Linked DNA regions of Mus musculus: region 1 is linked to region 2. The links are chromatin loops, found by intact Hi-C in ENCODE. Cell type or tissue: heart. All regions are shown on one strand. Each heading gives the region's core, and the rest is flanking DNA. Links, peaks and the distances in the headings are about the cores only. Region 1 overlaps Nagpa (N-acetylglucosamine-1-phosphodiester alpha-N-acetylglucosaminidase). Region 2 holds the start of Anks3 (ankyrin repeat and sterile alpha motif domain containing 3).

Region 1 (11,473 bases), core at 2,241-10,240, 230 kb after region 2:
CACAGGACTGTGACGAAGAGAAATAGTGCTGATCCAGGCATGGTGGTGCACACCCGTAATCTTAGCACTTAGGAGGCTGAGGTAAGAGGGTGGTGAGCTTGAAGCCAGCCTGGGCTACATTCAGGACTCTATATAAACAACAAACAAACAAAAATCCAGGCACAGTGGTTCACCAAGAAGAAAGTTCCAGGCCAACCCGGCTATACTGCAATTTCTGTGCCAAAAGTATTCTGCAGGGCCACAGGGAGGTTCACATGGCTTAGTTTGTCCAAGTTATTAACCATGGCTGCAGAGTGTGCCATGACAGACCCTTTTCACGGCCTCCTGCGTTCCTCTGGGTCTGCATTACCTAGCCAGTAATCAGTCCTGCCACTTGCACTGGCCTGTGGTAGTGGTAGCAAGCTTAGCTGCCAGCACACAGTGTTGTATGTAGCTGTTGCTACCCCACTTAAGGGAACGGACTGTGCTACCAGCCCTTGCCCAGAGAATATTAGATCCGAGGACGAAAAACACAGACAGACACACACAGTTGTTCAATTTCAACTTGCCTTATTGGCTTAACTGCTAGGCGCCTCTAATCTACCTCGGCTAGCGTGCCCTTCCGAGAACTCCCAGCTCAGCACCCCAAATCTGCCCTCAATTTCAGTTGCACAGCCTCCTTCAGTCCCAGCTCAACACCCCAACCTCCCACCTGGAGAAGCAGCCTATGGCCACTCTTTCTGAGATCTCACATGGCTGGTTGGCTTTTCTACCTCCAAAGCATGTCAAAAACTCTCTCTCAGACCAATGGTTGGCTGCAAGTATCCACATCTGTATTTGTCAGGCTCAGGAGACAGCTGTATCAGGCTCCTGTCAGCAAGCACTTCTTGGCATCCGCAACAGTGTCTGGGTTTGGTGTCAGCATGTGGGATGAATTCCCAGGTGGGGCCGTCTCTGCATGGCCTTTCCTTAGTCTCTGTTCCACTCTTTGCCCCCTATCTCCTTTAGACAGGAGCAATTCTGGGTTAAAACTCTGGAGGTGAATGAGTAGCCCCACTGGGGCCGTGCCTAACCTCTGGACATGGTCTTTACAGGCTCTCCCTCCCCTTTGTTGGGTATTTCAGCCAATCTCATCCCCTTTGGGTCCTGGGAGCCTCTTGCTTTCCTGGCATCTGGTACTTTCTGGTGGCTACCACCATTGGTCTGAGCACGGGGACCCCAATGGAGGAGTTAGGGAAAGGACTGAAGGAACTGAAGGGGTTTGTAACCCCATAGGAAGAACAACAATATCATCTAACCAGACCCCCTCCCCCCAGAGCTCCCCGGAACTAAACCACCAACCAAAGAGTACACATGGAGTGACCCATGGCTCCAGACGCATATAGCAGAGGATGGCTTTTTCTGGCATCAGTGGGAGGAGAGGCTCTTGGTTCTGTGAAGGCTCAATGCCCCAGTGTAGGGGAATGCAAGGGTAGGGAGGTAGAAGTGGGTGGGTAGGGGAGCTCCCTCAAAGAAGCAGGGGGAGGGGAGGATGGGATAGGGGGTTTGCAGAGGGGGTTTGTGGAGGGGAAACAGGGAAAGGGATGGGAATATAAATAAGTAAAATATCCTGTTAAAAAAAAAAGAAAAGAAAAGGAAATTGAAGAGAAGAGAAGAGAAGAAAATAAAAAAGAAAAGAAAATGAAAAAGAAAACTTGCTTTCTCCTCTCCTGTGTCTGCTTGCTTGCCTGCCGACCCAGAAATCCAGTCTCTTCCTTCCACCCAGCAATTGGCTAAAATTTGTCTAAAATAACTGACCCTAGCCCAGACATTGACAAAGTCTGCATGATGTTAGAATCATTTGAAATGGTAATTTTAAAGATAAACAGTAATTGTTTAGGCTGGTAGGGTTTTTTTTTTTTTTTTTTTGGAGTGGAGTATTACATAGTAAAGGTATTGTATGACAACTTTCTCCAAATTGAAACATCTGCTCCCAAAGGAGGAAGGAGTGTATCAGACTCAGGAAGTAAATGCAGGTGACAAGATTCACAAGGTCCCTTCCCTAGCATCATATAAGCAGTAAAGTAACTAGCATGGGGAGAGGAGACTGGTCAACTGAGCTGTCTGCAGGTCAAGCAGGAACTTTAATACTGAGTGTTCATGACTGGTCACCTGTCCTGGGGTGAGCCACTCTGTGATGCAGCTGCCTTTGAGCCACCCATACTATGTGAGTAACTCCAATAAACTCACTGTTCACCGAGCTAGGCCTGGCTGGACTCATTCCTTGTGTCTGCCAGTGTTGGCCTGCCTGCATAGATAGATATCTGTTCACATCTTCCCAGGAAGTCACACAGTGAAAATAACAAACATGTTTGGAAAGTCCCGCTCCTCTCATAGACGCTAAGTGCACAGTATCACATGCTCACAGGGAACCTGCTGGACCCTTTCTGAAGCCCCTTCATGGGCCAGAAGTGATGAGCTTTGTCGCACCCCAGGTGGGGCAGGATACAGACTTGGGAAGCTGCTGCTGCTGTGCTGGGAGGTAGGAAAGGTATCCAGACCAAAGGGCAGGGAAGAATGTCACTACTCCGTCACAGCGAGTCATTGCCTGAGTGACAGCAAGGGTATCTGTGTGAGCTCTTTGAAAGAGAAACCAAGAATTTGGAATGCTGACTTTACATGTGGACACCTGACTTGAATTGTATGGATGTGGGCGTGGCTCAGTTGACAGAACACTTGACTAGCATGCACAAAACACTGGGCTCGATCCTTAGCACTATGTAAAATGACTGTGGTGTCATGACTGCACTTCTGGGACTCTGGAGACAAACTAGAAGGATTAGGAGTTCAAGGTCATCCTTGGCTGTGTAGCAAGAATGAGGCCAGCCCAGGCTTCATGAGATCCTGTCTTGACCAAACCAAACCAAACCAAACCACCACCACCAATAAGAAATGGCCCTCACTGGCTCATGTATTTTAATACCAGGTTCCCGGCTGATGGAAATGCTTCGGAAGGTTTAGGAGGTGTGGCCTTAGAGGAGGTGTGTCACTGGGATGATCTTTCAAGTTTCAAGAAACTAGTGCAATTCCCAGTATTCATTCTCATTCTCTCTCTCTCTCTCTCTCTCTCTCTCTGTCTGTCTGTCTGTCTCTGTCTTTTTTCTCTCTCTCCCTGTCTTTCTCTCTCTGTCTCTGTCTCTCTGTCTCTGTCTTTCTGCTTGGTGGTTGTGAATCAAGATGTGATCTTTCAACTGTTCCTTCTTTACTCTGACATCATGGACTCTCTCTAAAACCATAAGGCAAATTAAATACTTTCTCTTTATAAGTTGCTGGGGTCATGATGTTTTATTACAGCAATAGAAAATTAACTAAGAATAAAGTAAGTACCAGGAAGTGGGCCATTTCTGTGATAGGTCTGGCCATCATTTTTGGAGAAATGTTGAAAACTCTGGAACTTTGGACTAGGAAAATAGTTGAATGCTATAAAAGGGATTTATTGGGCCATCCTAGTTGGAGCTTAGAGGACAGCAATGCTAACAGCAATGTGGACTATGAAAGCCTAGTTCAAGAGGTTTCAGAAGAGAGTGATATTAGCAAGAGGGCTAGAGACCGTACATGTAAACTTGGCTAAGAATGTGGCTGTCTTTTGCCCTTGTCCTAAGAATTTCCCTGGGAATGAATTGAAAAATAATGGAATGATTTCTTTGGTGAAGGAGATTGTAGGGGGTGGTTCTGATGCTAAGGTCCTGTTCCCCAACTGGTTCTTGATCTGTCAGTAAAGAAAGCCATGGGCCAATTGCTGGGCAGAAGGTAGAGCTGGAACTTCTGGGTCCCAGGAGGAAAAGACAGATGCAAGGAAGGAGAGGTGGAGTATTTGTCATGCTTTGGAGGGAGAAGAAGCCAGCAGCCATGTGAGGTCTCAAGAGGAGCTGGGGCCTGTGGCCACAACTACAGGCCGGTGGTCAAGGATGTTTGGCAGGGGGTAGGTGGAGGTTTAGGGCAGGTGGGAGGAGTGGCGATAAAAATATTAAGGGCACACTTTTCCAGGTGGGAGATAGTAACACCCAGCAATTGTGCTCTACCACAAGTTGAACAGGAACTCTGTGTGTGTGTGTGTGTGTGTGTGTGTGTGTGTGTGTGTGTGTGTGTGTGTGTGTGTGTGTGTCTTTTGTCTGAGGACTCAAGGCAAGCTGGATGGGGGTTGGTAGTGAGGTCACTTTCCAGAGCAAAGGCAGATAGAGTAAAACCTGTCTCTGAGACAGGGTTTAGCCCTGGCTGTCCTGGAACTCCCTCTGTAGACCAGGCTGGCCTCAAACTCAGAGATTCATTGCCCCTGCCTCCAAGTGCTGAAATTAAAGGCATGTGCTGCCACCACCTGGCTTTTGGTGACTTCAATACAGCTCAATAGTGACCCTTCTATGTGGTTATTGTCAATCACTCTCATGTAGGTCTAGAATGGAAACAAGCAAGTGAGTGAAACAAACAAATACAAAATGTGGAGTTTGAGGTGAAAAAGAGCACCAGGGAACTTAGTATTGGAGCCAAGGCTTGATCTGAAGGAGGTAAGGAGCGGTGTGGTGGGAACCACAAAGCAGAAAGGGCGCTCTCAGAGTAACACCCGCCCATAACTAGTCATTTGCCTCCAACTTGTGAAAAGGGAAGGGCCCTGGAATTTTCTGCTAAAAAGCAACAACAAAGGAAAGTGTCTGCAAATGAGCCTAAGGGGACCAGGCTCCATCCCGTGGGTAATGAAACCTGGCAGTGTCATCTGCATGGTTCTGACTTTAGAGTCACGAAGAATCTACAAGTAAAGGGGTTTAGGACATGTCCTCCTTGGTTAAGGACAGTCACTGAGGCCAGATATTTGGAAGGGAGTCCCTGCAGGGAAGGCTCTGAGAGGCCATTGCATGAAACTGTGAAAGCGAAGTCTGGATTGCACTGGAGACTCCAAGATGTTAGAGGTGCCAGAGCCATGGGGTATTGCCAAGGAGAGCTGCACACAGGGACCCAGGCCAAGAAAGAGAAGTATGTCACAGCAGCAGAGCTGGAGGGAGTAGATCTGAAGAGCCCTTGACAACAGACCCTGAGCTACAGGGTTTGAAGTCCGCCCTGTCGGCTCTCCATCTTGCTTTGGCTCAGCAGTTCCTGGCAATGCCCCCATTCCTCACTTTTGGAATGGCAACATATATATCATGCCATTGTATGTTGGGCCTATGTCATTTGCCTTTTTATTTTACAGGAAGTTACAATAACAGAGTGCCTTGGGTCTCCAAAAAGACTTTAAAACAGTATTGAGACTGGGAAAGAGTAAGGGGAAAGTTGGACTAAGAGCATTTTGCACTGTGATATGGCAGTACGCCTATGGGGGCAGGGATTGGAATGTGGTGGTTCCGGTGAGAATGGCTTCCACAGGCTCATCTACATCCCCACCTGATGGAACCGTTTGGGTAGGGTCAGAAGGGAGGTGTATCACTTGAGGTAAGTCTTGAGGTTCTCTCTCTCTCATCTGGTCCCTTGCTCCACCATCATGGATTCTGACACTCTGAAACCCTAAATCAAATTAAATTGCTTCCTTTGATATGTTGCTTATCACAGCAATAGAAAAGTAACTAGGACAACCACCAATGGAAAATGGTTAGGACCAATGAAATCCCTGCCTTCCAAGTGTAGCCTAGCCTGCAGCAACAGCACCGACTGGAGCTTGCAGGAACACAGCACATGACTGTGGTTACTTCTCTATTGCAGTGATAAAACATGACCCAAGCAACTTATCAAAGAAAGCATGGTCCCTGGGTGGCCTTGTGCCTGGCCAAACTTGTGCAGCATTGGGTTAACAGAGGCACTGGGGAACTGTCCAACGTCCCCATGAGAGGCAGCAGCTCAGGACTCAGACCTCACACGCCCCCTGGTGGCTTGTTTTAGTATCCCAATTTATTCAAGTGTTAGAAAACTCCTTTAGGGAACAAGACAACAAAAATAGGTCTGTAAACAAGGCGACTTCCTTCCCTCCCCATCCCTTCTTATGAGGTGCTTCCTGTGACAGGATGCAGAGTTCTAGTTGGCTGTCCAGCGATGAGGCTGTATAAAAGGCGAGTGCCGTGGCTGAGCCGAGGGTGTGTGTGTGTGTGTGTGTAAGGCTTTCTATTTCATCCCTGTGCAGGCGGAGAGTGGCCACTCTTGTCATGATGGGGTTACAGAGTTCCATTTGCTAGTGGCTTCCTGGGAGTCTTTGGCAGTGGCGAGACCCCTGTGCGAGACAGGCCTCTGGGCAGCAGATATAGGCGAGCGGGAGGCAGGTGCAGGCTCTCCAGAGCTCCTTATTGCTAGGTTGGCATGAGCCACAGCATGGGGACAGGAGGAATATGGCCAGCAAAGGGTGGGGTGCATAGCATCCATGCCAGTGGCCTCACAATGTCCCCTGTGGAAGTGAGGAGCAGGGACAAGATTATCTGGAGCATGCCGTTGGGGCAGCTCTTCAGTCCTTGAAGGGGTTGCTAGTTTCCTCCATGTGCTCCTTCTCTGCAGTCAGCGCTTCCCCGTTCACCTCCTGCAGTGGGTGATACACATAGTCCCCGTCGAGGTGCCGGTTCCTCTCGGCCCTGGAGCCCAGGAACAAGGACACGTTGACCCCAGTGCTGATCAGCAGCAGGAAAATTAGTGTCAGGGTGAGGGCTAGCCAGGTGGTCCTGGGATGGAAAAGAGAGTCTTGAGTGGGGGCAGGCAGCCAGAACCCAAACTGGGCATGTTGAACCCAGTAGGCAGGGAGGGGAGTAGGTATACTGAAGACACATGGAGGGAATACCACAGACAGTCTCTGATGTTTTAAGGATGTTTAAAAACATTTTTAGGAACTGGGGAATTAGCTCATGCTTGTCTTATAAAATGAAGACCCAATTTAAGTCCAGCAGGGCTGGGTGAGGTGGCACACGCCTTTAATCCCAGCACATGGGAGGCAGAAACAGGTGGGTTTCTGTGAGTTTAAGGCCAGGCTGGTCTACAGAGAGAGCTCCAGGACATCCAGGGTTACACAGAGACACCAAAACAAAAGCCAGGCATGATGGTACGTTGGAAGTTGGAGCTCACCAGTCAGCTTGTCTAACCTAACCTGTGAGTTTCAGGTCAAAAAAAAAAAAAAAAAAAAAAAAAAAAACAAGGTGGTGGGTGGGGGAGGATGTGGGGGACTTTTGGGATAGCATTGGAAATGTAAATGAAATAAATACCCAACAAAACACACACACACACACACACACACACACACACACACACACACACACACACACACACACATCTAATGTGAATGTTACTGCTTTTAGGTGGTTCCTAATATATTTTTTGCAGTACTGGGAATTGAACCTGGGTCCTTGTGCGTGCTAGGCAATCACTCTACCACTGAGCTACAGCCTAACCTCCCACCCCTACTTTTTATGTTATAATAGGATTTCATAAAGTTGCTCAGGTTGATCTTGAACTCAATCTGTGGCTTAAGCTGGCCTTGAATTTGCTATCTTCCTGCTTCAGCTTCCTGGAATAGCTAGGATGACAGGCTTGTGCCAGAAGGTCCAGCTCAAGATCTGTCTGTCTGTCTGTCTGTCTGTCTGTCTGTCAATCTATCTCCCTACATCTATCTCTTGTCTTAGGTATCCCAGGTTGGCCTAAGACTCCCTAACATTCTTAAACTCGTGGCTTTTCTGCTTCTACCTCCCAAGTGCTGGACTTACAGGCACATGATGCCACCATGCCTGGGTTATGATATGAAATGCTGGGGATTGAACCTAGGGCTTTCTGCATGCCAGGCAATCAATCTGCCAATTGAGCCACACCCCCTGCTTCACAATTCTTTCCATGAGCCCTGTGGGGATGGAGCTGGAAACCCAGGAAACAGCAGAAAGGAAGCAACAACAACACAAAGCCTGAACACACGGAAGAGTTCAGAAATAAGGTGAGTCCTTCCTGTCTCTATGGCCCTGCTCCAGCATCTAAGTGGAGTCTCTGCAGCCAGAGGCATGACACCCATAGCCTGCTACCTTTGAGTTCCACTGGGTAGCTCAGGGTCTTTCCTGGATGCCAGTTTTACCTGTGACTGTCCCTGAGCTTGCAAAGTAGAGGGTAACCTGTGACCTCCTGGCCTGGCTAGTGCCTCACGGATGAGACATAGGGGCTCAGTGCCTGCTAAAACACTTACCTGGTGAAAGAGGCCAGCTCTCCTGCCCTCGGCGTAGCCTCAGTTGGCTGGAGACACTGCCTCACTGCAAGACACCAGAAAGAAGGGCTGGGGAGAGTCCACCTACCCCAGACCTGCCCCAAGGGCTCCCAGCTCAAGAACCTTTAAGGCCGCATACCTTGGGAGATGCTGCAGTTGCCAGTCTGCGGGTCACAGGAACACTGGTGCTCACACTGGCAGGGCCTCTGGCAACCTGGCCCATACCAGCCCAGAGGACACTCTGTGGAGAGGAGATGGTGGCAGGGAGGTCTCACCTTGGGTGGCATGGTCTCCTGTCACAGACAGCCTGGCTCCTGGGTGTGCACATGGCCATGCTGAAGGAGATGCCCTCAGATCCCTGGGACCCAACCCTCCAAGGTAACCGGGCTGCAAACAGGGCTGTGTTCCAGTTTCTAGAGTGCTTGCTGCATATACATAGGGCCCTGGGTTTGACTTCTAGCACCCTATAAGTTGGTGCTATGCCTATAATCCCAGCGCTTGAAAGGAGGAAGCAGGTTGCTTGAGGCCATTCTCGGTTACATACTAAGTTAGAGAACTGCGTGGGCTGTATAAGACTTTGTCTCAGATAAACACCAAGAATACTGCCTAGATTTAAGGTGGGCTCTAGAACTTATGACCTTAAAAGGATGAAGAAATTATGAATGGGAACTCCACTGAGCTGATGCTGAAACCACCCTACCCATGCCTAGGATCACCAGGAGCTGCTTTCCAGGAGTTAAGGACTTTGGTGGATCTCCCTCAGGGGCGTGGCCGGCCACACTTTGTTTTTTGCTATTGGTCCTTAGAGTTGAGTGGACAATACTGAAAATCTGGCCTCCTACTTGCTGGGACTCTTTCAGTAGGTAGAACATCGGGTTATCCACATGCGAAATGAGAAAAGGCTCTGAAGGTAAGTTCCAAGCCAGAAGGAGGGACGAAGGCGTCATACCAGCTGCGTGCAGCCAGGCCACCCTCTCCAGGAGTGTTTGCAGGCAGCTCTCACCTTCACTGCAGTTGGATCCTGTCCACCCAGCATCACAGTGGCAGCCAGCTACCAAAGCAAGACCACAGAGGCTGGGTAAGGACACAGGCGGGAGTCTAGCATGGGCGAGCTGGGGTCCCGCCAGAGCACCACCCTCCTGTGGGCTCCCCACTCACTCTCTGTGCACAGCCCATGCTGGCTGCAGTTGGAGGGGCCACAGTCCAGCTCGCTGCAGGCCTCGCCCCGCCAGAAGTGGCTGGTGCATTCACAGTGGCCATCCACACAGGTCCCATGGCCACTGCAGTCGGGTGGCTGGCAGCGCGGTTCATGCACACACACCACAGTGGACACTTGGCGGGGACAGCGCCACATGTTGTCCTGGCTGTGGGGGATTCACTGTGAGACGAGGTCTAGGCCTTGGTGCTGGTCCCTGCCGCAGCCTATAAAGGCTGTCCAGTTTGCCTCCCTTTCCATTCTGCCAGTTGTGCGTGCGTGCATGCGTGCGTGCGCATATGGAGTCAGGACAACCTTAGATACATGTCATTTAAAACTTTATTTTATTTATCTTTCTCGCTGGCCTGGACCTTGCCAAAAAGTAGGCTAGGCTGGCTGGCCAGAGGGTCAGGATTCACCTGACTCTTCCTCAACAAGGCTGGGACTGCAAGCATGTGCCACTTGCTCGTATCTGGCTTTTTATATGGGTTTTGGAGTTTAAACTCAGGTCCTTCGCTTGCGAGGCAAGTACTTTTCCTCCTGAGCTATAGCTCCAGCCTCTCCCTGGGCCACTTAGCGGATTTCCCCATTGCGTACAGTTTGTCTTCCGGTAAAGGCTCTCTCAACCCCGGCCAGCCATCTCCTCAGGTCTTACTTCACTGTCCTCAGGGAGGCCTTTCCTGACCTGTCTCAGGTTTCCAGGGATGGGCTGTGCAGCACCCTGAGGGAAGAGATCTCGGCTCTTCTGCTCACTTTTGGATACCCAGGGCCTGGCACACAACAGGGTCTCAGTATTGACTGAGTGAGACAGTCTGAGAGAGCCACAAAGGTGGCTCAGGGGTTCTTACCAGTGATCTGAAGGGTAACTGGCCAGGGTCCCATTGAGCACAAAAGTAGCAGAACCGCCTCCATCCAGGTTGATGGCATTGACGACATCTTGTTGACGCAGGAACTCTGCCATCTCCCATAGGTTAAGGCTGTGCAGAGGGGGTATGCAGCTGAGCCCCTGTGGTCTCTGGCTTAACTGTCTTCTTTCACTAGTAGGTAAATGCTATTGCCTCCAGATGAAACTTCCAAAATGGCCGGAAAGCTGTCTTGTCCCACCAATACCCCAGAAACGACTGGAAGGTAGGGGTGGCTGAGTGCAAACAGCCCCGAGGGTTCCTGGGACTCACCCACGCTGTTCCGTCTGTCCATCAGCATGGAAGAGGATAAGCTGCCCCTCACGGTCATGACCCACGGCTGTCCTGGCTGACATCACATTCACAAATTTGCTAAAAGAACCTAAAGGAGAAGGGCCCGGGGTGGTTACCCAGCTCTCCAGGGGACCCCTCAGGTCTCCCGACTTTCTCTCTTTTGATGGCTCCTTCCCTCGTGCACGTGTGGCAAGCACTGGATCACTGAGCCACATCCCAGCTCCACCTCCAGTGAGCTTCCATGCCACAGCCAGAAGCACTTCATGTGATCTCAGTCTCCAGAAACTTCTATGTTGGTGGAAGGATTTCACAGGCCTTGCCTGAGGCCCCAGGCCTCACTTCTGTACTTGTTCACCCAGCAGCTACTCTCTGCCTAGGGCCTTGAAGGCTGCCCTGAGCCTGGGAACCACAGGCCTCTGCCCTGAGTTCTTCTGATAGCTTGTTCCTTTGACTCAAAGACAGCCTCTTGAGTCTCCCTCTCCCTCTACACTATACCCTGAATAGCCAGATTCCCAGGACCAAAGTGTCCTTTTCCACCACCCCAGTATTTTCCACTCTGGAGGTACGTCAGAGGATAACCCTGGGTGTTGGTCCTCAGGTGCCACCCACTTTCTGTGTGAGACAGGTCTCTTGTTAGCTTAGAATATCACCGTGTGGCCGTGGATCTGCCTATCCCTGCCTTCCAGCTCCATCCCTGGGAATGCAAGTGTGCATCCCAGCACTTGGCTTTTAATGTTTCTTTCTGGGGCTCCAACTCAGGTCCTCACACTTTCAAGGCAAATACTTTACTGACCAAGCCAACTCATCAGCCCATCCCCAAGTGGCCCTTGACCTTGAGTGTCCATCAGAGTCACCAAGGGAGTGCCTGCACACCCAAGTTGTTAGGATTTAACCAGTGGTTTCTGGATGGGAGGTATAGGGAGG
Region 2 (11,473 bases), core at 1,695-9,694:
CAGAAAGTAGGCAATGCTTTCGTTGCCACAGCTGGAGGCCAGCATCAGTGGAGTCTGTCCTTCCGGGGTTGGCACATTCACACTCACGCCTGCCTCAAGCAGCAAGTGAACAATGGTATCGTGTCCAATGTAGGAGGCATACATCAGCGCTGTCCAACCACCACCATTCTTCTTATTCAAATCTAACTCTCCCCTAAACAAACACAAGTTATGCTAGATATACCCAGCATCTCACATGTGGCTTCATCAGAGAGCCTGGTGCCGGGCCTGGTAGGACAAGCTGCCCTTCCAGAAAGTAGGAGTCACTTGCCTCCATTCATCCCCAGGTAAGTGTTTCCACCCTCTGTCTTACACTCTTGTGATGGTTAATCATGACTGTCAACTTGACAGGGTCTGGAATCAACTAAGAAACATACCTTTGCACAGGTCTGAGGAATTTTCTAGATTGGGTTAATTGATGTGGGAAGAGCCACCCTGAATACAAAAAGCATTCCATGGGCTGTGGTTACAGACTAATAAATAAATTTTAAAAAAGAGAAAGAAACAAGCAAGCAAACAACAAACAAAGAAAAGGAAGAAAAAAAAAAAGGAAAAGTGACTGACATAACCGTCTATTTTAATTTAATGCTCTCATCTACCAATCTTTTTTTGTATCTACAGTGATATCCACCATGATCAAGCAGGGGAGTTAGAAAAATTCTTGCCATTTCTCCCCAGTTACAACAGCCAAGAAGTAGCTAGCTGTCGCCACATAGTAGATTAAGTCTACCTAGCTGGTTAAACACCCTACAGCACAAAGGACCTATCACAGAAAAGACTGACTGGCCTACTTTATTAGTGGGAATGAGGCTGAGACACCAGGCACCTTAACCACCAGGCACCAAATTAATACCCTATCTGCCTTCAGAGCTATGAAGAGTGGCCAAGGAAAGAGAGAGGAACTGAGGATGACACCCTTGCCACGACTTTCCCTTTGTCACTTCACCGTATAGAAAAAACTGTCACCAGAGTACCCTATTTCCTAAGTGCTTTCCGTTATAATTCTGGAAGTGTACTTTTACTGAGAAAAGCAGAGGAGAGGGGCTCTCAGACTGGCTCAGGGATGGTAGTCCCATTCTAGAATAACACCCACTGCCTACTCCAAAGAAGGTGTGTTTAATGCCCAGGCCTTCCCCCTCCCAGTTCTTATCCCCAGTGTGGAATCTGTTGTATGATCAGTGCCTCTTGTGGGATCCATACTAAGCTGATCCAGGCAGCTATTTCCCACACACTAGCAGGTCAAGCCGACTCTGGAATCTGGAACGGCCTGAAGACCTGCCTGGAGAGCTACATGTAGCTACTTCTGGAGTCACCGGAATGACCTGGCACACATGAGTGGCAATTCTACAAAGTGAACAGTAGCAAGTACATCAGCAAAACTAACACACACCATCTTTCAGCCTCTATTCTTGAGACTTCCGGTATCCCTTGGCCCAGCCTGGGCTTCTGTGAGCAAGCCTGCCTCTCAACTGGGCCACCTCCAGTGAGAACACAGATCTCTTCCATCTTCCCCTCTCTGGGCTGCTCTGAGATCATGTTCTTTTAAACAGAACACTCAACATGTAAGAACTTGAGACTCCAAAGATTTACAGCAAGAGTCTTGGGATCCTGTGAGGACATGTGCTAACTACACACCTAGCTGCACATCTCTGAGGCCGCTAGGTAAAGGAATCCTGCAGACTGCTCTAGACTGAGAGCACTCATACTCTACTGGCCAAGGCTGACACATGGCTCTGATGTGCAACCAGAGACCTAGGGCTTTATGAGGCTTTCCTCTGGCTCATCAGGAATTAAGAAGGCACAGAAAGGTCTGGGAGACATCATCTCACCAAGATACTAAATGATCACTGGCAAACCTAAGTATAGAGTGGAGTGGAACACAAGAAAGTAAAGAGACCCTTCTTAAGCAGCACCTTCAGACTACATGGAATAACAGACAGGCTGTGGAACTAAATACACATCTGCATATTGGTAAAGGTGGCAGGTGGGTGGGCAGTGAGGCTAGGAGGCCACCCTTTCACCTCTGTGCTCAAGAACCACAGTGAGCCTGTAGTCACAGGGCCAGAGTGCTGCTATCCATCCTTACTATTGTTTTCTCTGGGGCTTTCTGCAGTCAGAGGAAACCCCCAAATGGTTCTGGTTCAAATACACTACAAGTTAGTGTTTATATCATGTTCTAGGCAGCTTCTTCTCCTCAGAATCAAAGGAGCCTTTTCTCTAGGAGTTAAACACGAGCCATCAAGGACATCTGCAACAAGCAGGCGAGCCTACTTGATATGTATTAAAGACCTTGAGCTCTGCAAGACTGCAGCCTGTTGGGAACTGAAGCCACTGAAATGCTCATTAGAACATGAGGTGAAGGGATGCACCCCAGGCCCTCTTACCGCTGCACACACTCCTTCACCACCTCATGCTGGCCAATGGAGGCAGCTGTGTGAAGATCCAAGGGGACATCCAGCTCCTCTGGGCTGCCCTGGGCACCAAGCCCGTGCCACATGGACAGGCTGCGCTTCAGGAGCTCCGGCTCGCTGGCTTCATCGCTGAGCTCAGACATAGCTGCAGAGGGAGGCCCAGGGGTTAGTTCTTCTTCCCTGTCTGTTCCAAAGAGGAAACACTCCTACCAACGGCAGGCTATCACCTCAGATTCCTAAGAAAATGAAGCCACTAAGGGTGACTTACTTCCTCCTAACATCACCCAGCTGCTGGCAGTTTGAGGCCAGACAGAAGACGAGAACATCTGTGGAGCCATTAACTGTGATGCTGCACCTGCTTCATACCACAGGTTCTACATCAGATTCTCCAGGAGCCAGATGACCTTTCCACTGCTAGTAAAACAGTGCGAGTTGGATTATTTAGCGCTATTTGCTGAATTTGGGTGTACAGCAAAATTTAGCTGTGTCTAGCTTCTCCAGGTCCTAGTTCCCCATTAATGGACATGTATGTCTAAAGGGTTGCTGCTACAGATGCACAGAAGCTGGGTGTAGTGGCATACCTCTGTAATCCCAGCACTGGGAAAGTGGAAGAGAGGCAGGAAGATCATGAATTTAAGGTCAGCCTGGATGACATAACAAGTTTAGGCCAGCATACCTACACAGAGATCCTCTCTCAATAAAAGCAAGGGTGAGGCCCAGAAAGATGGCTCAGGGGTTAGGAGTTTGTATTGCTCTTACAGAGGACCCAAGTTCAGTTCCTTGCACCTATGTTCAGTGGCTTACAACTTCCTATAACTACAGCGCCAGAGGACCCAACACTCCCTCCAGTTTGAAGATCTGCATTCATGTGTGAACATACGACCCACTCCGCCCCCAGATACATGCATACATATCATTTTAAGTCTTCTAAAACAAACCAGGGCAGGAGAGATGGCTTAGCAGTTAAGAGAGTGTACAACTCTTACAGAGGACCCGAGTTCAATTTCCAGCATCCATATGACACAACTCACAGCTGCCGCCAGGGGATTCAATACACTCACATGCACATGTCCATACAGAAACACACATATACATAATTTAAAAAAAAATGTTAGGGGCTGGAGAGATGGCTCAGCGGTTAAGAGCACCAAGTGCTCTTCCGAAGGTCCTGAGTTCAAATCCCAGCAACCACATGGTGGCTCACAACCATCCATAATGAGATCTGATGCCCTCTTCTGGGGCATCTTCTGAACACAGCTAAAATGTACTTACATATAATAAATAAATCTTTGAAAAAAAAAGTTAAGGTTAAAAAAAAAACCATAAAGACCAGGAATGCAGTGCATTTGCATCTCCACAAATCACATGGAAGGCTATATATAGTGATGCCTGACTTAATTATGGCACTTGGGGAGATGGAGACAGGATTGTGAGTTCGAGACCAACCTGGTCTAGAGAGAGTTCCAGGACTACAAGAGTGAAACCCTCTCTCAGAAAGGAAAACAACAAGGTAAAACAACAACAAAACAGCTGGGAACATAGAATTTGTCTCAAAAAAGAAAGGGGGGGAGGGGAAGAGGAGAGAAAGGACGAGTAGGACAGGGGAAAAGAAAACCCTAGCAGACTGCAGAATGCAATCCTGATGTTACTTGAGCAGGAATCCAGCTATGCAACCCTTTTATGTATAACAGATGAACACAGGATGACAGGTGTATGGTTAGGAGTCCTTTCTTCTGGGTAATCCTACTCAAACCAAAGCCTAGCCATTTATCTTCTAACAGATTCTTAAGTCTGGGAGCAATAGGAAGCTAGTACAGGACAGGAAGAGTTCTGAGAGAGGTCAGGTGCCCCTCTGCATAAGGCCTTCAGCCACGAGTCCGAGCCCTACCAAGGCAAAGTCTGTGGGGGTCGGAGGTGAAGGGAGAAGAGATAACGGCAGTTTACAGTGAGTAGAGCCTCAGTTTCACTTTCTGCTCTTACCTGTGCAATGGCCACTGTTTTGTTTTGAGACAAGGTCCCACTGTGTAGCCCTGGATGACTTAGAACTCAATGTGTAGGCCAGACTAAACTTGATGGCACAGATACACTTGTCTTTGCTGAGATTAAAGGCCTGTGCCACATACGTAGATAAATGGTCACTGGTACTAAGCATTGGTGGGGGCCACCTCAGTGATCCCAAGCCACTTTAAGTGGCTGAGTCCTTCCGGGACAATATCGCAGTGCTCTGGCAAGGTTATTACGCTGAGGTTGGAACTGACCCTAACCTGACCCAACAGAGTCAAGAGTAGAACAGCAGGGTGGGAAGACCCGGGCTTTGGCACTGAACCCACCTGGGTCCCATCTCGGGGTCAAGACCACCACAGGAGTGGCCTCAAGGATACAGAGCACCACAATATCCATACTCAAGAGTTCTGGTGAACCCAGAAGGAAGCCCGAAGGAAGTATGACCCAGAAGGTACTAATTCCCTCGAGGCCCTTAAACACTCTAGCATTATCCTGTGTTGGTGAAAGCTGGGCCTGGCAGCACAACTTCCAGACGAGGCAGAAGAGTCAAATCCCAAGCCTGCCTGGGCAACTTAGTGAGACTAAAATATTTTAAAAGTAGAAAGATGGGCTGGAGAGATGGCTCAGCAGTCAAGAGCACTGACTGCTCTTCTGAAGGTCCTGAGTTCAAATCCCAGCAACCACATGGCTCACAATCACCAGACAACTACAGTGTACTTAGATTAAAACAAATATGTTTTTAAAAAGTAGAAAGATTGTTGAGGATCTATCTCAGTGATAAGCACTATATATACACAACTTGCAAGGACATAAGTTTACTTTTAAAAGTTATAAAAAGGACAACATACAACAGTTTGCCAGTCTCACGATGAGTGATGTGTGTGGGCTGGTAAGGTGAAAACAAGGCCTGTATCCTGGAAACACCAGCTTCTCCTGCTGCAAGGCCTGCGCTCAAGTAGCACCTAACCTAGTCTGAACCAACAGAATGGACACGTGCTTCCCCAAACTGGAAACCATAGGCGGATTAGCAGAACCCTGGAAGAACTCACACCTGCAACTCCAGCTCTTGGGGGGCTGAGACAATAGGACCGCCTTTGAGTTCAAGGACAACCTGGGTAACATTAGATGCTTACACTAAAAACATCCAACCCGCCAGCGTAGTGGCACCGGCCTTTAATCTCAGCATCTGGGAGGTAGATCTCAGTGAGTCTGTGGCCAGCCTGGTCTACACAGTGAGACACGCCCACAATCTCAAAAAACCAACACCCCCAAAAAATCGATTCAAGTAAAATAAAAGTTTCTATGTCTTCTGCACCTCTCTCTCTCAGAATTTCAGTTGCAGCCCTGATAAGTTATTCTTAAAATTCTTAAATCTTAGTTTTAAAAAAAATTCTATTCTGGAGGCAACTGTCATTCCTCCAAGAGATCCATGAAGGCCTCGAGGGAGCCCCTGCAGCCCAAATGTACGACGCAGTTCCGACCCTAGCGGTCCCGGCGACTATGCACGACCGCAGGCTCCCGTGTGGCTCAGCAGTCTGGCCGACACCTCGCGTGACCCCTTAGTTTAGCACCACGGCGGCGGGCCCGTGTCCCCAAACCCTGCGACAGGCAAACGCCAGGGCTGCCCACCCGAGCAGACTCAGGGCGCCTTGGGCCCCACCTCTCAGAGGGCCCTGCCGCGGCCCGGCCTACCTTGCAAGGCCTCAGGTTCCCGGGCCACCCTCCAGCGACAGCGGCTCGCCCCTCACCGGCCGACAGCCCTGCGCCCGGCCCACCCCGGAAGTAATCCTCGCACGGCGCAGAGCATCCCGGGAAGGTGACGGACGTTCTGTTATTGACACGCCACAGCAGCCCATGAGATGGCAGATACCGGCCCATTCGCTCGGGAGCCAATCCTGAGGCAGAGAGGCAGGCGGCGAGTCGCCAGGCCGCCGTGGGTGGCCGTACTCAGCACGGGGACAAGGCAAGTGGGCGGGCGGAGCGGCTGAGGCAAGTGGGAGACCGCGGAAACCCACGCGACGATGGGTGGGTCCTGGCTGCGGGTGGCAGGGAATGAGACCCTCCCCTCGGCTCTAGCACGGACTGCCTCGTCCCGCTGCCTTCCAGTTCCCTTGACAACGACGCCTGGCGCGGGGCGGGGCGAGGCGGGGCCAACTGGCTTTGAGGAGAAACACTGAGCCGCTCGGTCTTCTGAGCTCCTCCATGCTCTTTCCTCTGCGGGTCAAGCCTTCCTTCAACCCTCCCCGCCTTGCACACCTAAAGGACGATCAGTCCTGGGCGGCCCCCTTCACTTCGGTGATTCTGTGTCCTACCGCCAAAGCCCCTGGTAGGAAACATCTTTTGGTGCGTATACCAAAAGCGTCTCCACCTGTGGTTCCCAATTCAGGACAGCCAAGCACCCGTCCTTGCTCAAATGCCCTAAGACCCCACTCACTCCTCTGACGCAGCTCTGGTTTGGCACCGTTAGCTGATCTGCTTGGTCCGCTTGCTAGGCCTTCACCCACAATCCTAAAGTCCCTCTGCCCCTGAGGACTGAACGTGTTTTCTTTAGGGTGAGATATAAAAGGTGGAGCTGAGCCAGCGACTGGATTATAGAGACTCATTTGAGTGATGACTAAAAAAAAAAATCTCTTGAATAATGGATCTTAAACCTCTAATTCTAAAGATTATTTTTAATTATATTAATGAATTAGTTTGTATTTTAATTATGTGTATGGGTGTGAAGGTGGGTATGTGTACTCCAGTGCAGATACGAGTGGACGCCAGAGACGGGCTCTCCCTGAGGTTAAAGTTGCAAGTAGTTGTGGTTTTGGAAACTGAATTGTGATCCTCTATGAGAGCAGTAGAGGACACCACCATCTTGTGCACTCATGACTGCACATACCCACACATACAGTCCTGCTACCAAGTGACATAAGTTTGCAGAACCAGAAGGAAATGGGTAGAAACTAGAATTTTTGCGGGTGCATTTTCATCTACAGCTGATCAAGGCTTTGGGAAGGCTACCAATGCTAGTTTCTCCTTGAACACCCAGACACTGCCACCTCACCTTGTGTGCTCCACAGGACTCCTTGATGATGACAGACGGTGTCCTTTGAGTCCTGGCCCCCATGACATCCAAAGACAAAGCAGTGATGTCCTTGCCAGTTTCTCCCTGGGATGCCATCCTTGAGGCTGCCAAAAACCAGCTTCCATCTCTGGATTCAGACTCGTCCCTGGTGAGCAAGAGCTTTCTCCTGGATATTAACTGCCAGCCTGGGCAAGGACAGCTTCGGGCACTCCTCTACAGACCCCACTTTGGTCTATGGACTTTATTTTCACTCATCAGTGTCTGGGATTACTTCTGGGTATCCACTTCTTCCAGGCTTCTCTCTGGGTTTGCCAGAACTCTTGAGTGTGGATATTAGTGCTCTGTATCTCCAAGGCCACTCCTCCTGTGGTCCTAACTCCCAGGTGGACTCGGTACCAAAGCCCTGGACTTCCCACCCTGCTGTTGGACTGCTCTCAACTCTGTTGGGTCCGGTCGGGTCCAGCTCCAAGCTCTGAGAGTGATAACCTTGCCAAGGCCACATGGTATGGTCTGGGAGGGATTCTGCCACTTGAGGTGAGCCGGGGGGTCACTGACAGTATCAGTGGCCATTTATACATGTGAGAGGGATCCATTGTGATCCACTGGTCAGACGCTCAGCACATAGGTTGGCACAGGACATTTCAAGTGAAGAGCAAGGATTCTAGAAGCAAGGTGACTAGTTTGTGCCTCTTCACTACCGTTGTTCAGTGCTGGCTTTAATGCAGTGTCCATTGTATGCATTAATGCAGCATCTGTTGTGTGCATTAACACAGCACATCCATTGTCTAATTAATGCAGCATCCGTTGTGTGCAAGGCTTGCATATGGCCTGTGAAAAACGAAGCCCACATCTCACCAACAGGAGGTATGCTGCCAAGCCTGTTTTCAAATTGGCAGCAGAAAGCAGCACAGAACAAGGCCCTTTGTCGAGAACTGATCTTTCCAGACCTGCTCCTGGGCAGGATGTGCAAAGTATGACTGCCTTTTCCTCTAAAGTGCCCTGGTCTCTCTGCAGTCTGACTGTGAGGAAGAAGAGCTCTTCATCTTTCAGCGGAACGAGCCCGTCCTGATTCCAGACCTGACTGAGGAGCTGGCTGAAGACCCTGTTGGTGTCGATGAGTCAGGGACCTGGGTTACTGCAGGGAGGAGTCCTTCACCTGAGGTCTGTAGGACACTGGCCTTGGGAACTCTGGAGGGGAGGGGAGGGAGGTCGTCCCAAGTCTCATAAGGATTCCACGAGCAGTGGAATGGTTAAACCACTGGTTTTGCCTCTCTTCCTCCCACAAGGACAGCCTGGCCATCGGGTATGTAGCACATGAGCACGCCCTCCCTCAGAACTAGGAGCACATTTGATTTTCTCTCTGATTTCCCACCCTGATCTGTGTTGTTTTCTACCAAGACATTTTATATTGTCTGGCCATTGTCAGAGCTGCATGTCTCAAGTGTCTCTCCATAACCTAGCTAATTCATAGCTGAACTTATGTTCAGCTACTAAGTGATCCAGCAAGGAAAAGAAGGGGTTTGTTCCACAAATACCTGCACAGTGGTGCTTAATGCTACCCTAGTAGGAGATCAGGGAGAATTGGGAAACAAACAGGAAAGGCCACAACACAAGCTCTAGGCGCCTAGTTGCAGGAACTACCAATACCATAGCTATAATCATCTCTCTGCCCCACATCCCTGGGAGAGACCAAGACCTCTATGTAAACTCAAGCAATCATCCAGAGCTGGTGGAACAGGCATGTAATATGAGCTACTTGGAAACTGAGGCAGGAGCATCAGAAGTTAAAGGCAGGGGCTGGACAGGATGATTCAATAATTAAGAGAGCTTGCTGCTCTTGCAGAAGACCCAGGTTTGGTTTCCAGAACTACATGGTAGCTTACAACCACTTTTCACTCCAATTCTAACAGATCAGGCCCCCATCTTTTGGCCTCTGTAGGCTCCAGCACACACATGGTACACATAAACACACGTACATATATATGTACAATTACGACTAATACTGGAGGTGGTGCTACATGCTTTAATCACAGCACTCAGAAGACAAAGGCAGACAGATCTCTGAATTTAAGGACAGCGAGGGCTAGCTGAAACAGAGAAACCCTGTCTCAGAAAAGCTGGTAGGTAGGTAGGTAGGTAGGTAGGTAGGTAGGTAGGTAGGTAGATAGATATTCACATCAGTGGCTTGATGATGAGAATGGTTGCTATCTACTGATCCCACCTGAGGCATTTTATCCTTGGCAACCCCATCCTGTCAGACCTATTAACACTTGTTGACGTTGCTGTGGTGAAACATACTTCCCAATGAAAACACTGTAGAATCCAAAACCCATTTTAAAGGCTAAGCTGGGCTCCAGGACCCACTCAGCTCTGGGTAACCTGTCTCTGCTCAGTTAATCTTAACATCATTGAAGCAAGCTGGATCTGTGAGGGCTGAAGAGGCTCTCCGGACCCGTCTCCACCATCTCCATTGCCTGAAGGCCAGCCCTCAGAGGAGCAAGTGTAGACAACACCCCTTACACTCCGCAGGAGGATCTGGGAGGCCAGCTGGGGCTCTGGCCACTTTAGGTCACTTTTTTGGTTTGTTTGGTTTGGTTTTTAGAGATAGAGTTTCTCTGTTCTGAATGTTCTACTCATTCTGTAGACCAGGCTGGCCTTGAACTCTGAGATCCACCTGCCTCTCTGCTTCCCAAGTGCTGGGATTAAAGGCATGAGCCTCCACCACCCAGCAACACGATTTTTATGAGATGTTTTCTTCCTTTCTGTAAGGATTTCCACCTCCTCTGGGAGAGAAGTGATGGGGAGTGGAACAGTTTAGGAGATAGTGGCAATGACTATATGACTTGACAGACTGCTGAACTCAAGGGTCAAAGTGAGACCTGGCAATGGTGGTGCATGCCTTTAATCCCGACACTCAGGAGACAGGCAGACAGATCTCTGTGAGTTCGAGGCTAGCCTGGTCTACTTCCAGTACATCTAGAGCTATATATAGTAAGAACCTGTCTTGAAAAAAGAAAAAGAAAAAAAAAAGGTCAAAATGGGGCCCATGAAATGGCTTGGTAGGAAAAGGTACTTGCTGCTTAGCCTAACAGCCTGAGTTCCATCCCTGGGACCCACAGAGAAGAAGAGAACCGACTCTCAAAGTTAATCATGCATGTACACTTCCCCAAAAGTATGTCTGCAGGTGTTCATAGAAGGTGCCGTTTCTTCTCTAGCCACTTCTGATTCCTGGGAGATTAGCCACAGAACCCAGAAGTGAATGGATGGTAAGATCAAAGGACTTGGCCCATCAGGAAAGAAGAGACCCTGGCTGGTCCTGCTGTGTCAAGAGCAGCCCAGTCCTTGTGGATGCTGAGGAGGCGCACAGCTGGCTGGAAGGAAACCTTAGAAGCCTGTCTAACCCCAGAGGATCCCTGAGTCCTCCATGGTGTTCCCAGGGAGAAGAAGCCACCTTTCCTTCAGCAGGAGAGCTGGAGACAGAGCCCTCAGATACTGACTGTAGAAATTCTGCGAAGCGCAGAGCCCTCCGCAGGGATAGGAGGAAAAAGAGAGAGAGATCCTTCAGAAAGTGACCCAGGCTGCTCAGAGCCCAGCCTGTGGTGACCAAAGCCAGGCTGCAGAGGTAGGACCCCAGCAAGAAGCAACCTTGGAGCAGTCTCAGGAAGGATGGCCAGTTCTCTCCCTCAAGGTAGGTGTCTGCATGGCCTAGCCTGCCCTCAGGTCCATCCCCACTGCGTGGGCACATTCTTGCCACATTGCTGAGCAGGGAAGCAGCTGCTCAGGACCTAAGGCTGCTCCTGTGACAGTGTGGGATAGACTGGCATGGAGCTCACCCTCAGGGTGAATTAGTGGCCATAGCAAGAGAAGCCAACTCCAGCCTTCTTTAGAGAACACAGAAATGACCCAAGTGTGAATGCTGACTGTCAGTCATGCTAAGACAAGCAGTGCT

What was found. Hi-C counts contacts between places; a loop is a spot of excess contacts. Peaks named below come from ENCODE experiments on the same cell type or tissue, not always from the same donor. Only the 100,000 strongest peaks of a DNase experiment are listed, where the experiment ranks them.
Region 1: a loop joins it to region 2, with 3.0 times the contacts of the local background. A loop is called at or near these places in 2 of 42 quality-filtered maps.

The regions. Positions count from the first base shown.
Region 1 is chr16:5,189,415-5,200,887 of GRCm38, forward strand. It overlaps Nagpa (N-acetylglucosamine-1-phosphodiester alpha-N-acetylglucosaminidase), which reads right to left. Exons shown (of 10, transcript NM_013796.3): 4 at 10,529-10,637; 5 at 10,202-10,330; 6 at 9,317-9,522; 7 at 9,162-9,209; 8 at 8,298-8,399; 9 at 8,141-8,204; 10 at 5,866-6,644. The coding sequence ends at 6,434. Among named protein-coding and RNA genes, the nearest start is that of Nagpa, 8.9 kb to the right of the region's middle. In heart, for the core only: a CTCF peak has its summit at 5,860 (motif pointing left); DNase peaks (open chromatin) are centred at 5,837 and 6,090.
Region 2 is chr16:4,957,974-4,969,446 of GRCm38, forward strand. Anks3 (ankyrin repeat and sterile alpha motif domain containing 3) reads right to left here and starts at 6,264. Exons shown (of 17, transcript NM_028301.4): 1 at 6,147-6,264; 2 at 2,424-2,595; 3 at 1-193. The coding sequence starts at 2,593. It also overlaps 4930451G09Rik. In heart, for the core only: a CTCF peak has its summit at 6,042; a DNase peak (open chromatin) is centred at 6,408; H3K4me3 peaks cover 2,083 bases; H3K27ac peaks cover 1,523 bases.